2 separate regions of the Homo sapiens genome follow, and region 1 is linked to region 2. Evidence: chromatin loops called from intact Hi-C (ENCODE). Cell type or tissue: MCF 10A. All regions are shown on one strand. Region 1 overlaps CERS6 (ceramide synthase 6). Region 2 holds the start of MIR4774 (microRNA 4774).

Evidence for each region. Peaks named below come from ENCODE experiments on the same cell type or tissue, not always from the same donor. Only the 100,000 strongest peaks of a DNase experiment are listed, where the experiment ranks them.
Region 1: a loop joins it to region 2, with 2.4 times the contacts of the local background. A loop is called at or near these places in 2 of 110 quality-filtered maps.

Annotation. Positions count from the first base shown.
Region 1 is chr2:168,514,402-168,522,401 of GRCh38, forward strand. The region is part of intron 1 of CERS6 (ceramide synthase 6); the gene reads left to right. Among named protein-coding and RNA genes, the nearest start is that of CERS6, 62 kb to the left of the region's middle. In MCF 10A, no CTCF peak of the experiment used is centred here; DNase peaks (open chromatin) are centred at 1,310, 4,260 and 4,590.
Region 2 is chr2:168,579,950-168,587,949 of GRCh38, forward strand. The region is part of intron 3 of CERS6 (ceramide synthase 6); the gene reads left to right. It overlaps MIR4774 (microRNA 4774), which reads left to right and starts at 2,994; the gene lies at 2,994-3,069. In MCF 10A, no CTCF peak of the experiment used is centred here; DNase peaks (open chromatin) are centred at 3,992 and 5,932.

The DNA of each region.
Region 1 (8,000 bases), 66 kb before region 2:
ATTTATTGATTACAAGTAATTCAGGATAGGGCCAAGAAAAAGGCACAGGTGAGATACATGCTGTCAGTCCTGGGGGACCCCACCTTCCCCACCACACACTACATAAGGTTTCCTTTTTAAGCCTTAGAATATGGGACATGATTGCAAATTCAAGTGGCTTTGGGGAAGGTTTACTTATTAGCAAGAGTTCATTGCTTGCCAAATGTGCTCCTCCAAACCACTAAATCAGATGTTATAGACGAGAGAGAAGAACCTGCCTCCCTTGGGTTAGACATACTTCTTTGGGGTGTTTTTTCTTTAGAAAACAACTGCTCAGATAAAGAGGAGCAATGAGCAGTAGAAAGTGAAAATGAGTCCATTTCCAGTAGAAATTAATTTCTTTGGTGAAGATAGAGAACTTTCAAGAATGGCTATAGAATTAGAAGGGACCTGTGAGATCATCCAGTACCTTATTTTCACAGTTGAAGAAGTTGAATCATATAGTTCACTCGGCCAGCATAACAAGACTGACTTTGCAGCACCATCTGAAACAGATCAGAGCTCACCTGGGTCTTAGTTCTGAGCAACTTCCACCATGATGAGTGGGTTCCAGTAATGTATGTATCCACACATGCATATGTGTGTAATGAGAAAATAATTTCTTTGTAATTGGTTTTTGATATTGGAAGCTAGATAATAGGAATAAAATGAGATTTTAGTATTTTAGACTTTCTCCTTAACCTTTAAAATTGTTACTGCCATGAACATGGACTCATGTAATTATTTTACTGAATAGTTCAGTTGTCTATATTTTAAGAATTGCAAGAGAACATATTCCACAATTTAATCATTAAGAATGAACAATTATGTATTTTTTGCCAGTTACATGTTAACACACAAAAACATAACTGGATTGCTCAAATTAATCCCCTATGTCCAAGCCCGGCATGTAAATTAAGAAAGTAACTTTTGACCTTTTCCTTAAGTGTAATTTTGGTAATTTAACTATGTAGTCACTGTGGGAAAAAAAAAAAGGAAAATTCTTTAAACTTTAAAGATGGTCCTGGCCCAGAATCTTTGAGAACATTTGAATTCTCATCACCAAGTGGGGAGGGGAATTGATGTGGAAAGTGGGGACCACTTTAAGTTCATTGCTAAACATGCCAGCAAGATCATGATCCATTCATTTTCCTAGGCTTCTGGTTCTCAGGCTTTTGTCTCAGGAGAAAAGTAATTGGCCCTGTTAAAAGGAGACTTTGACAAGTAATTTTAAGAGGCATATTTTGAGCATTACTAGCAACAGAAGGAATGCGGTATTTTAGAAGTCAGGATCAGTGGGTTCCAACTTGCTTGTGAAATTGGGCTACTATTTTTGAAAGTACTTGTTGTGCCAAGAAGAGAATCTGTAACGAGGCAATTTTGTTGGAGAAATTGTCTGTACTGTAGCTGACACTACTCTGTAGCTTTCTGGGATCCTATCTCTGGTGACTTTTTTGAGAAGCACCAGCTCATGGAGATGACTGTCCCTTGCAGTATAAAAGAATGGAAAAGAAAGAACTCAGACCCTTTCTGTTGGACATTCTCCAAATGGAGGTGGAATGTCAGAATTCAGCAAATGTTTGTATTGACAGCTTAAGCTCCATCTTGAAATTTGGAACAATGGGCCAAGGCTTCCATTTTCAATACTTTAGTCTCCTTCTTGCAGGTAGTTTCCAGAATATTCAAAACCACTTACATTTTCCTTGATTAGAGGTTTGCCACGTGGAAATGGGATTGGTGGGCCTAGCTTGTGGGAAGAACACAGGGCTAAGATGTCATAACATCTTCCTCTGCAGTTCAGAGAACCAGACTCACCCACCATGGAATCAAGTCATAGAGTAGAACAGAACCCTATAGATCACTTAGGGGAGTTTCCAACTTCTGCTGGAACATGTCCAGAATCAGGCAGCTTAATAACAATTTTATATACTATGTAATATCATATAATAAATAATAATATTGTTATTTGATGTCAGTAATAATAAATTACAATAGTGGCTGCAATTTTTTGAGTGTATAGCGATTAAGGGAGCAGATTCTAGAGCAAGACTAAATGAATCTCAGTGCCATATTTCTTTGCCATACGACTTTGAAATCAAGTTGTTCAATCTCCCTGTGCCACAGTGCCTTCATTGATAAAATGAGAAATGTTGTAGTCAGTACCTGCCTTTTACAGTTATTTTGGGGATTAAATGAATTGCTAGGTGTAAGTTTCTTGGCGGAGCGGCTAGCCCAGAGCTGTTACGGTAAATATTCCCATATTAGAAATAAAGTAAGCTAAGAGTTGTTATTTGATATGTGACCTTAGGCCTGGAAAGAGCTGGGACTGAAAACCAAACCCGCCCATGTGTGAAGCCTCTACCTTTTCTTATGCTTTCTACATGTTGCCTCTTTGTGTCACAGCAGCCCATTTAGTTTCTGAACAATTCTTGTGGAAGTCTCTTTTTATATTCAGTTGAATTCTGGCATCTTTTAGTTTTGCACTCTTGATCACAAGTCTGTCCAAATATAGGGCTTTGTCCTAAAATGGACAAGAAAAAGTATACATTGAGGCTTTCTCCTCCCCTCATTAATGTTAGGATAATGAGCCAAATGTTTAATGGGTGTTGTTTGGACTCTGGAAATCTTATGATTTGTAGAAAAGAGGAACACCTGATTTGGAAGAGTCTTATAGGAGCCCAAATGGACCAGAACTGGGTCTCTTGTTGAAACAGTTTATTTTCTCAGGGAAGGTTACTCTTAGGAGGATGTACTGTTGGGATCAGGAGGATGATTATAAAAACAAGCAGAGGCCGGGCACAGTGGCTCATGCCTGTAATCCCAAAACTTTGGGAGGCAGAGTTGGGTGGATCACCTGAAGTCAGGAGTTCGACATCAGCCTGGACAACATGGAGAAACCCCACCTCTACTAAAAATACAAAAATTAGCTGGGCATTGTGGGGCGTGCCTGTAATCCCAGCTATTTGGGAGGCTGAGGCAGGAGAATTGCTTGAACCCAGGAAGCGGAGGTCACAGTGAGCCGAGATCATGCCACTGCACTCCAGCCTGGGCGATACAGCAAGACACTGCCTCAAAAAATAAATAAATAAATAAATAAATAAATAATAAAATAAAATAAACATTAAAAAAAAAGTAAAAACAAGTGGATGGTGTGGTTGTGGAACTAAAGCTGTCTCTACTGTTTTAAAAGGGCTATTGAAGCCTTTAATGCCTCTTGGTTTTGGCTAGTGGGGCAAAAGTAGCCTCAACTTCCATGGAAAAAAAGAGACACAGGCATCTTATCTTTTTTAACTTAAAAATCCTGCAAAATTTTTTCTTGGAACTGGAATTAATTTTAAAAAACCATAAAAATAAACTGCAGGGGTCTGAGAGTGTAAGAGGTTACTCCCTTTTTGATTATTTGTTGGAAGACAACCTCTAAAATTTTGGAGGGGAAAGTATTCCTTTCATATTTTATTTGGCGGATATATACAGATGGCACATTCCTTTTAGACTAGAGAAAAAATTAAGATGCGTGCCCTTAATCATTGAAATGGCACAATAGTGTATGATGGCGATAGAGCAGAGATTTTTCTCATGACTAATTTTGCAGTGAGTGACTGTTGTTGATTTGAAAATACATAACCGTTTTAAAGGACATTAAAGGACGTGTCATAATTTAGTCATTGTTGTTTACGTTGTTATCTTTCACTTATTTTTCATTGGGAATCTAGTTTAGGGCCCAAATCTGAAAGTAAGTTGTATTTTTCTTCCTCTGTGCTGTAAAATCGAGCTGGCTCTACTACACAACCTAACATTTGATTATAAACTGTTTTTTGGTTGTTTGGACTTGCAATTCTATAAATTCCTAGAAGGTGGGGGAATACTTTTTTATTCCTCTCTTAACAGTAGCATAGGCTCAGTGTCTTCTGAAATTGTATTTGAACTACTTATATAGGAAGATAGTCATTAAAGCACTTCACCCAAGCATAGGAAAATAGCTTTGCCTATGTGTAAGAAATGATTCTTGAAATCTATGGGATTTCTGAATATTTCATAGCTAATGCTTAAATGACTTACTCCATACTTTGCTAGAAATCTCTATGTATATGTTTGTCTTCTTCTCTTCCTGCCTCCTGCCTCTCCTTCCTCCCACTCCCTAATTTTTCCTGCCCTTATATGACTGGCGTCTCCCAGGCTCAGTTCTGGGTACTCACACAGAGCTCTCCAAGCTCTCTGACGTGATCCCTTGGTTTCAACCAATACCTCTCTGCCTAGTGTTCCTACAGCTGTGTCTGTAGGGCCTCTGATCACTTAGTCTTTTTGCAGCCACCACAGTTCCAGCTGTCACTAATACTGACACATTGAAAATGGATCTGTTTCTCTCCCTGCAGAGCTGATGTCTTTCTAAGTTGCCTTTCTCTGTTAACAGATGGGTGCATCTCTGAGGCTGACCGTTGGTATTCTCTTCCTCCTTTATGCATCTCTCCCAAGTGTCTTTGTTCCCCGTGGCCCTCCTCCCACCCACCTCCTTAGCATTTTGCACAGTCAGCAGTTCCCAACCTGGCTGCACACTGGAATTGCCCGGGGAGCTCCTGACAAAGTCAGTGCCCCGGTCCCACTTGAGTTGAGTCATAATATGTTTCAAAATCCTCCAGGAGATTGTGTTGTGGAGCAGTGTTGAGGATCACTGCTGTAGGTGTGCAATAAGGATTTTTAACTAATTGAACAGTAATTTTATGTACATCATAAATATGGGTTAATGTTTTGGTGCTGGTTGATATTCCTTAGAATGCTGGCCTTGGTAGCATTTTTCAAATTGTTTTCCTGACCATATATCATAAATTATATTGGTTCTTGGCAATACTCTGCCATATATAGAAAAATATATTGGGGAGTAGGAGATTCCTTTTTAAAGGGATGTGGTCTTAAATAAAAAAGCAATAGACATTTATGATATAATTTTCTTTTAAAAATTTTTTTAAAATCTTAGATTCAAGGGATACATGTACAGTTTTGTTGCATGGGTCTATTGTGTGATGCTGAGGTTTGGGTTTCTAATGATCTGTCACCCAAGTAATGAACATAGTACTGGATAAGTCATTTTTCAGCCCTTGCCCTCCTCCCCACCTTCCCCTTTTGGAACCCCCAGTGTTTATGGTTCCCGTCTTTGTGTTTGTGCGTACCCAATGTTTAGCTCTCACTTGCAGTATTTGCTTTTCTGAGAACATGCAGTATTTGGTTTTCTGTTTCCATGACAGTTCACTTAGGATAATGCCCTCCAGCTACATCAACGTTGCTGCAAAGGACATGATTTCATTCTTTTTTTATGGCTGTGTAGTATTCCATGGTGTATATGTATTAGGTTGGTGCAAAAGTAATTGTGGATTTTGCCATTACTTTTAATACCATATTTTCTTTTTCTAATCCACTGTTGATGGGCATCTGGGTTGATTTGTCTTTGCTATTTGACTAGTGCTGTGATGAACATACAAGTGCAGGTGTCTTTTTGGTAGATGATTTATTTTCTTTTGGGTATTTACCCAGTTATAGGATTGCTGGGTCAAATGATAATTCTATTTTTAGTTCTTTGAGAAATTTTCCACAGGCACTTTTCACATGGACTAAACTAATTTGCATCCCCAGCTATAGTGTATAAGCATTCCATTTGCTCTGCAACCTCACCAACATCTGTTAGTTTTTGATTTTTTAATAATAGCCATTGTGTCTGGTGTGAGATCTTATCTCACTGTGGTTTTTGACTTGCATTTCTCTGATGATTAGTGATGTTGAACATTTTTCATATGTTTGTTGTTGCTCATTTGTATGTCTTTTGAGAAGTGTCTGTTTATGTCCTTTGCCCACTTTTTAATAGGGTTGTTTTATTTTCTCGTTGATTCGTTTAAGTTCCTTATAGATTCTGGATATTACTCCTTTGTTGCGTGCATAGTTTGCAAATAGTTTCTCCCATTCTATAGGTTGTCTGTTTACTCTATTGATAGTTTCTTTTGCTGTGCAGAAGCTCTTTAGTTTAATTAGATCCCACTTGTCAATTTTTATTTTTGTTGCGTTTGCTTTTGAAGACTTAGTCATAAATTATTTGCCTGGACCAATGTCTTAGAAGACTTTTTCCTAGGTTTTCTTCTAGGATCTTTATAGTTTAAATTCTTACATTTAACTCTTTAACATTTACAATATCCTTTTTTTTTTTTTTTTTTTTTTTTTTTTTGAGAAGCAGTTTCACTCTGTTGCCTAGGCTGGAGTGCAGTGGTGCACCCTTAGCTCACCGCAACCTCCGCCTCCTGGGTTCAAGCGATTCTTGTGCCTCAGCCTCCTTAGTAGCTGGGATTATAGGCACGCACCAACACACCCAGCTTATTTTTGTATTATTAATAGAGAAGGGGTTTCACCATGTTGGCCAGGCTGGTCTCGAACTCCTGACCTCAAGTGATCTGCCGCCTCAGCCTCCCAAAGTGCTGGGATTACAGACGTGAGCCACCACGCTCAATTGGTATACTTTGAATTAAATACTGTAAATAAATTTTGGAAAGACTTCTATACTCTTCTCCTCCCTGCAACATTAATATTATTTGTTTGCTTTTGTTTATGAAAGCATGAAAATGCTGTATTCTATTTCTTATAGACATATACGTTTCTGTTTTTGATAGATTACTAAGTCAAGTTTGGTAGAATTGGTTTAATGATTCTACCTTCAGAGAATAAATCTGAGCTGATAGAATTTGAGACTGACAACGCCGTACAGTGATAATACTGGAAAGTAACAGAAGAGATCCCAGATGGTTTCCAAAGCTGGGGTCAGGACCAGCCTAATAAAGCCTGATAGAGTTATGTTCTGTAAGTGAAACGTTACAGTTTAATGCTCAGTGTGGGACAGTGGGGAAACCAGAGCCCTTTTTTTGTTCCTATTGATTTGACTTTTCAAATTTGACTGCATTTTTCTCTTCTCTAACAGAGAGATAACGCCTACCCTGTAAGCTTGATAGATTTGTCATGAGTTGATAGATTTGTCATGAAGATTCCATGAGATAAAGGGTGTGTCCCTGGCTTTGAAAAACTGGCCAAGTTCCAGGTGGAAGAAGAGGAGGAGGGGAGGGAGGGGGCAGAGCAGGAGATGGTGATAGTAACACAGCTGCGCCAGGCATTTCAGTGAGTTCCTAATGCAGCTTCTAGGGTGCATTTGAAATGAGGCACTTCCAGACAGACGTCTTGGGTTCTTCTCACTGAGTCAGAGGTGAAAGATGAGAAGTTGTCATGTTAAACTAATAAGTGACATTAGCAAGGCCAGAAGTTGAAAATAATTCTGCCAGTAGCTTGGGAGCTTCCCCTGCAAAGATTTCCAAGGTCTGCGAGCCAAGAGAGAGCCTTCATTTCTGACAGGAACAGTGGAAAGATCTAAATTAGAAATGGAATAGCCTTTAGAAACCTTCAGGCCCTAAGGGGCTTCACTGAGCATAATTGTCTTTGAATGGAAATATAAGTTTATAATTTGTTAGAAGCAGTTTTTCAAAAGTAAAATAGAGGCATGTAGAGGTTTTTATTGCCTTTCCACCTCCATCATTGAAAGCCTATTTTTGTAGATGTATTATCTTTAAGGTTCGTGTGCCTGGGTAGTGATTGATTTGAGAACACAGTGGGAAAATTTATTGCGCAAATGATATATTTTTGTGACTTTGTTTGGTTTTGATTCCTGGAAAATTTTACCGACTATATAGGTCTGGATATAGTTTTATAGCATTGGTCTTGAATACTCAAAATGAGTCACAAACCTATGGAAATTATAATTTACACAGATTTGGGGATCTGTGTAGTAGGCACAGGTGGTAGAGAACTGGGTGGATGCAGGTAGAGAACTGAAGAACTGCAGGTTTTTATGTGGTTTCTGATATAGCCCAGTTACTTCATTTAGGATAAACTATTGGCTATTTTGTAATTTATAAACTACCTTTTAAAGCAGGGCTCACTTAATGCTGAACATTAAAAAT
Region 2 (8,000 bases):
CATAGTCCCCTTGATAATCACAACGCCACTTTTCCGCCCAAGAAATATACTCTATGCCAACTTCTGCGCTAATCATTGTCTTAGTTTGACTCACATCCTTGCCATTTAACAAGTATTCCCAAACACTATAATTTAGTTTTGCCTATTTAAAAACCTAATACAAGTAGAATGTGCTTAGATGTGTTTCTTATAGATAACATATGGTGGGATTTTGTTTTATTCAGTCCGGACACATTTGTTTTTTTTCCACCAGATCTTATTTCATATGTGCTTAATATAATCATTTTTACATGCTTTTACATCTTCATCTTGTTTTGTGCTTTCTATTTTTGCCTATTTTATGTTCTTTCTCTCCCTTTTCTTGACTTGATTCCATTTTCCCTTTTAGTTTTGAAATTATAGACTCAATTTTTAGTTATTTTGGTGGTTATCCTAGAAATTACAACGGGTATACCTAAGTTATCAAAATCCAATGTTGACCCCTCTTTTACCCTCCTAGAAAATCCAAGGTGTTTAGAGTATTTTATTTCCATGTTCCCTCTTCTGACTTAAGTTACTTTTGTCATGCCTTTTATTCTGTATTTTTAATCTTAGAGACATTATTAACCTTAAACAACAGAGACAATTTTTTAAAGATTTGCACACATATTTACCACTTTTTTTGTTTTTAATTCATTTTTGTACCCAGACCTTCCATTTGGAATCACTTTAATTTTTGTCTGAAGATCCTTGAGGCCTGCTAGAGATGAAATCTCTTGGTTTTTGTTGTCTGAAAATGAGTTTATTTCTTCCTCATTCTTGAAGATTTTTTCTCTGAGTATAGAATTCTAGTCTAGCAGTTATTTCCTTTCAGTATAATGATTATATCATCGCACTGTCTTCTTGCTTACATGCTTGCCACAGAGAAGCCATAGTCACTCTGTCATTCCTTTGAAGATAATGCCCTTTTTATCCCTGTAGGCTTCAAGATTTTCCCCTTAGTCTTTGTCTTTCTGTATTGCAATTAAAAATATATGTATTCCTCTCGAGATTCTCTGGGCCTTCTTAAATCTATGAATCTATGGATTGCTATCTTTTTTTTTTTTTTGAGATGGAGTCTTACTCTGTCACCCAGGCTGGAGTGCAGTGGTGCAATCTTGGCTCACTGCAACCTCTGCCTCCCAGGCTCAAGCAATTCTCCTGCCTCAGCTTCCCAAGTAGCTGGGATTACAGGTGAGTGCCACTACACCTGGCTAACTTTTATATTTTTAGTAGAGACAGTGTTTCACCATGTTGGTCATGCTGGTCTTGAACTGCTGACCTGTAGTGATCCACCTGCTTTGGCCTCCCAAAGTGCTGGGATTACAGGCGTGAGCCACCATGCCTGGCCCAATTGCTATCTTTATCAGTTCTGGAAAATTCTCAGTCATTACTTCTTTAAATATTGCTGCTTCTCTACTCTCACTATTTTCGTTTTCTGTAATTACAGTTAAATGTATTTTAGATCCTCTCACTACCCTCATGAGTTCTAACTTCCCTTCCATGTTGTTCATTGTTTCTGTTTCTCTGGCCATATGTTAGATGTCATCTGACATATCTTTCAAATCACTAATTCCCTTTTAACTATTTCTGTTTATTATCTTCTCCTTCTAGTTTTTAGTTTGGTTAATATATATTTTTATTTATAAAAGTTCTGTTTCATCTTTTAAAAACCTGCTTGTTCAGTTTTCATAGTTTCCTGTTCTTTGCAGATACTTTTTATGTGGTCTTTTATTTTTTTACATAGGGGAAGCATAGTTGTTTTACAATCTGTATTTGACAGTTCCAGTATTTGCGGGTGTGTTTCTGATTCTGATTCATGGAACCTGTTTTTCCTTGTGTGCTTAATTGTGTACTACTCTTTGTTCTTAGGAAATATTAAGGAGGGAGAATCTTGAGGCCTAGGAAGATGATGATTCTCTCAGAGAGTTTATGCTTATGCTCCTGTCCGGCATGGACGATACCCCAGCCCAGGATCACCCCAGACCAAGCACATGACTTACCATGACTCCCAGGCCCACCTGGGCTAACTCCCCATGACCGTAACCACCTTGGTCATGATCACAGTTGTGGGTCTCTTACCACAACTTCTCATGGTGTTATTTTCCTTTCCCTTTTTCTCTTCTTCTGCTTAGTGTCAAGGCAACCATCCCTGAAGTTTCCCAGAATTGGGGGTAGAGGTAGGGTTTATGTATGGCACACACTCATCCTATGGATGTTATATCTTGGGGTCCCAGCTTAATATGCGCAGTGTCTTCTATAATATCCTCCACATTAGGTAGGCACTGGGCCTAGATTCTTCCCCCTTTCCTCCAGGGGCTGCCAAAACAGAAACCCAGATTAACTCATGGTGGAGATGCCTTTGGGCCAGAAGGAGCTGTGGTGTTCTACTTAGGTCTCTGGGTTCCTAGTTTCCCTTAGATTTTTATCCTGAGAGCTTCTTACTATCTTGTCACCTCTGATGCTTTTAAGGATATTTTTTAAGTTGAGAAGTTTAGTTGTTTTAAATAGAGAGCAAGGGGTTTGTCTGACTAGCCTAGCCTGCTGTGTCTGGGAAAGGAAGTATTAATAAGACCTTAAATCATTTAATAACTATCATCTAGTACTGAAAAAAAAACGCGTGCTATGCAAACATAAGGTTTCAAATGTGGTCAGTCAGGATTTTGAAAACTAGAATTTTCATACACCTTTATTTTACGTGATGCATTATTTTAATATTGATGTGAAGTTAAACAAGGTCAGTTTGACCTTGTGTCCAGTGCAATTCCCAAATTTGACTGCTGCAGTTTACTGAAATTGCATACATACAACAGCTTTAGGTGCCTGGATTCACAGTGAGCTAGTGAAATAGCTGGTGATTTCATAGTGAGCCAGTGAAATAGCCATCCTTCCCAAGCACCCACAGTGTACAGTTATGGTATAGAGGGGCCTTGATGGGCATGGCCTTTGAAAGACATGAAAGCTATAGATTAGCCTATATTGTTGTCTGGTATGTAGTAGGTAATAACTGACAAACAGACAATTGCCTAACATGTGCCAGAAAACAACATAGGCAAGGCTTGCAGTTACAAAATAATGCATAGACAAATGTACATTTAATCAAATTTGGCTGGCTTGAGGGAATGGTTGATATACACAGCACAGACTGATCAATTTGGTAGTGTTAAGCAGAAAATCGCTCTTATAGGACAAGAATCTTGTAAAATTTTGAACCTTAGAAATATGCACTAATGACAGTGTGGTGTAGGAATAGATAGTGATGGGGAGGGCGTCGAGACAGGTACAAATAAGTAGTGTGTGTTGATTGACGGGCATGTCCTTTTGGCAAAGAGAGACTCCACCAAGAAAGTGATTGGGAAATGAGCTAAGAAAAGTGTGAGAGAAGAAGACACTTCAGTTCTGACATTCAAGAAACAGCCCCACTCTGATTTGGATAGGGGCAAAGCCTAACTATAGATCATTTTTCAGCCAACTACAGAATCTTTTTAGCTTTCCTTGCTTCTTTTTCATTTGCTTTCTCTTTCGAATTTGAGGAGTAGATTGCAGTTTAACCACATGCTATGAGCTCAGGCCTCTTGGGTGGCCTCCCTGGGTCTTAGACCAAACCAGTCATTAGGCTTTTAGAGAATAATTTTAAAATGCCATCCCTTAATATTGTCAGGGTTGTTTGAACTATGAGAAGAAGATAATGAGCATGAAGCAGGACCTTTAGAGGACTAGGTTGTCTGGAGTTTGTAGTTAGTTGAAAGGCTACAGGGTCCATTTATTCCTGTAATTTTATTTGCCTTCCTGCTCTGATGTATCATTATTTGTCATCCATGGATATGGAATTCATTCTATCATTCAATAAAATGAATGCTGACTCTGTGCTGGCTGCTTTTCGAGGCCTTGTGAATATTCTCTGTTTGGCGATTATTGTAATGGCCTTTTGCCATCATGACCTGGCCTTTTGCCATCATGACAGCATCTGACATGTACTGACATGTACTGAATACTTAGAATGTACCAAGATCGCTTCCTTAGTCATCTTATTTAATCCTTCCAACACTCTCATTGGGTAGATGATTTTACCCTAATTTTCAAAAGGTTAAGCAGTTTACCCACGATAGGTAGTGAGAGTCAGGATCTGTGTGTGACTGGCCCTAATGCCTATGCTTCCTAAGTAATTTCCTAAGTAATCAAAGCTGCTTTTAAGATTAACTTTCTCCAAAGATGCAGGTATTGCTCATTCCTTTTTTATAGCTGAGTCACAGACATAATGAATACTGCCAGTGAGCTGCAGTGAAACTGTATCTTTAAAAGAAAAATGTTTTTTAGGTTTCTCAATTCCCATGTTTTTGCTGTTTGCGTGATACCCCTCTGTGGAAATTAACAAACCTTTTGCTGTTGGTTTTTCAGTAATATCTATCTACATAGAAAAACTTCACAGTGGAATCTGTTTGTGTAATATGTGTGAGAGAGAGAAAGACAGACATAATGCTGTCATGATTAGTAAGCCATGACCAAACTGTATGTGCACATACACACAGCTTCTGTGGGTCTCACTGAGACTAAATTTGGCCACACATTCCCTAATTTATTTTTACACAATTTCCCTGTTTCACTGTAGACCTTTTCCCTAACATCAGTTTATCCCAACGACTCTGTCAAAACAGATAATAGTGGGGCACCAATTACTTGGAGTTTGATAACACTATTTGAATTAAAATCTATTCACATACTTCAAGGCATCCTTTCACTGAAATTGAGAGGTACTCATTGGCAACTTGATATGGAGAATTTGGGGCAAATTCCTTTTTTAACTCTAGACATCAACAAACAAAAATGGCTGCAAGAAATTGTGGGGTTTTTTGTTTGTTTTTTGTTTTATGACACAAAGTAGTTAAGAGCAAGGCTTGGATTAGTTTCCTGTGAAATGGTTGGAGGAAGTAGAAAATATGTAAGTGAATATTATCTCTGGATTTATGGCTGCACTCATTGTCAATTTTTGAGCTCTCATTGAAAGAGATGGCAGAAAGAGTTAGCAGGATTTCATCTCCTGTCTTAAGGATTTAACAAAAAGAAATGCCAACTCCATATTTGCTGAGCTATAACAGGTGGTTGATTCTTCCAGTTGAAGTGGTACTGAGCATGCAAATGGTTTGTGTTCCTTGACCCATGTCAGGAAACACACAACTCACTGATTCTCTGGGGCCCAGCCATTGATAGAAGTGGAGATTCATGCTTACAGGCTGCTGAATGAACAGCACCTGCCTGGGCCCAGATAGAATGAGTTTAAGACCAGATTCTTGGTCACCCTCCTTCCTTCACTCATTCATCTAACAGTATTCATCAAGCACATATCATATGCTGGGCAATAGGTGCAGGAGACAGTGATGGACAAGGCATGGTGTCATTCCCCAAGGAGCTCATGTTCTACGTTCTTCTGCTATCCCTGTCTCTTCCCTGAAAAGTATGGTCTAATGATTAAATGCTCAGGCTACGAAGTCAGACAGATCTGAACTAAAGCCTTCTGCTTACCAGATGTGTGATGTTGGCCAAGCCAATTCTGCCTCAGTAAGACTCCCTTTCTTCATGTACAACATAGGTGGAAGGCAGGTCATATAGGGAAAGGTCTTTTCACCATGCCTGTGGTGTGGCAGATGCTCCATAGATGTTACCTAGCACCACTGAAGTTTTCTAATTGTTATGATTACATTCTGACCCTAGGGTTTGAGGAAAAAAGAAAAGTGTTTGAAATAAATGGGAAGAATGTGGATCATGGATATGCCAGAAGGAAGAACCAGAAGCTCATAAAGACAGAGTAGAAGTCCATCAGAAAAATAGGTGGGCTGGTCCTTCACAAATCTTGGGCCACGTCTCCCTGTGTGACATCTTTCCCCTTCCGGGCATCATTTCAACCTGATTTCTTTAAGTTCAAATGTTGCACAACTAGGGAGGGAAATGTTGCACAACTAGGGCATTTAGATTCTGCAATATACGTTATCTTGAGTGCCATCCTTGCTAATGGCAGGTTAAGATACTTTAGTTTTTTGAGACAGGGTCTTACTCTGTCACCCCAGCTGGAGTACAGTGGCATAATCACGGCTCACTGCAGCCTTGACCTCCCAGGCTCAAGTGATCCTCCCATCTCAGCCTCCCAGTTAGCTGGGACTACAGGCTTGCACCACCACACCTGGCTAATTTTTGTATTTTTTTTTTAGAGATGGAGTTTTGTGATATTGCCGGGGCTGGTAAGATACCTTTAAAAAAAAAAAAAAGGAAAAAGGAAGCTTACCATGTGTAGTGCTGTCTTTTAGATAGTCGAAGATGACACTTTGATTTACAATTAAAGAAAATCAGTACTAAAACAACGTTTCTTTCCTTTGCCCATTATAAAACACCCTTTGAAAGCATTTGTATAAAATATGCCTCATTTTTTTTTTGGTGGAAGCCATGTTATTTTCAGTGGAAATGAAGATAATTGCAAATTAGATTTTGCCCAAGTATATATAAGAGGTGTGCATTTTATTGTTTTTCCTCCTTATGTACCTTGAGGGAAGTTTCAGAAGGCTGTCCGATCTTCAAATATAGCAAAGACTGTGTTTATTGGAAATATTTTAACTGTGGAGTTACCCAACACTAGACACATAGATAAAATGATTGTTTGGGGTCCATTTTTTCATTTTATTGTCCATAAGTTTCACACGTTGTCATTGGCTTTATGGTTCTGAAATTCAGGCTTGAATTCTGTCTGTACCCCTGATAAGCACATGTCCCTGAGGAAATCCCTTAATTTTTTAAGCAAATTTCCTGTCATAAAAAGTGAGAAGAATGTTACATATTTCAGAGGGCCATTGTGAGATTTAAATAATATAAAGTGTTAAATTTCTTGGCACATTCCTTGATATATACTAGGGGTCCTTAATAAATGTTTATTGAGGTCAGGCATGGTGGCTCACGCTGGTAATTCCAACACTTTGGGATGCTGAGGTGGGCGGATTACCTGAGGTCAGGAGTTTGAGACCAGCCTGGCCAACATGGTGAAACCCTGTCTCTACTAAAAATACAAAAATTAGCTGGGCATGTTGGTGTGCGCCTGTAGTCCCAGCTATGCGGTGGGTAGGGGAGCTGAGGCATGAGAGTCCCTTGAACCTGGGAGGCAGAGATTACAATGAGCCAAGATTGTGCCAGTGCAGCTGGGCTGAGCGATAGAGCAAGACTGTCTCAAAAATAAATAAATATAAAATAAAATAAAATATAAAGTAAAACAAAATAAAAGTTTATTGAAATGGAATCATTATGTCTGGTTTCTTCATTCTCAGATGCATATTACACTTTGAGATTTGCCCCTCTGTGGATTTCATGAAATTGTGTTACAAATGACCAGGGCTGACCTGAGGAGATCATATCCTGTGGTAGTTACTGAACAGGGTAGCATACCAAGTGGTATGACATGATTATTTTGATGATGTGTTGGTTACACCAATTCAGGAGCCAGAGATGGAGTTGAAAATAAGCGCAGAGCAGTGCTGCTCCTTGCCAAGGGCCTTTGTGTAATGAAGGTTTTCTTGGCCTCTGCCTCAATGTCAAGTGATGATTGTGTTAAGTGCTTTTTCTTCTCTGTTTCCTTTGGCCAGAGGTAGTTGCTAAGTGTCAGCTCCTGGCTGTGAAAAACCGTCTTTGCCTTTCTGGAAGGAGTAGTTTGAGAAAAAAAATGCTTCAGTGAAGGCATGTGGTATACAGGCAAAGTTGGTGTGATTAATATGTAATACAATTAACATATTAATATATAATATGATTAATATATAATATAGTAAGTTTTTAAAGAAGTTGAGGGCTTTTCATTTTAATGTATGATTTTCTTAAATTGCATTTTAACAAGTAGAACATCATAATGATATAGTAGTATAACATTATTATTCTTGCCAAAATTTATTGCGCTCCTGCTCTGGGCAAGTACTGCTCTAGGTGCTTTATTATTTCATTATATTTTACAGACA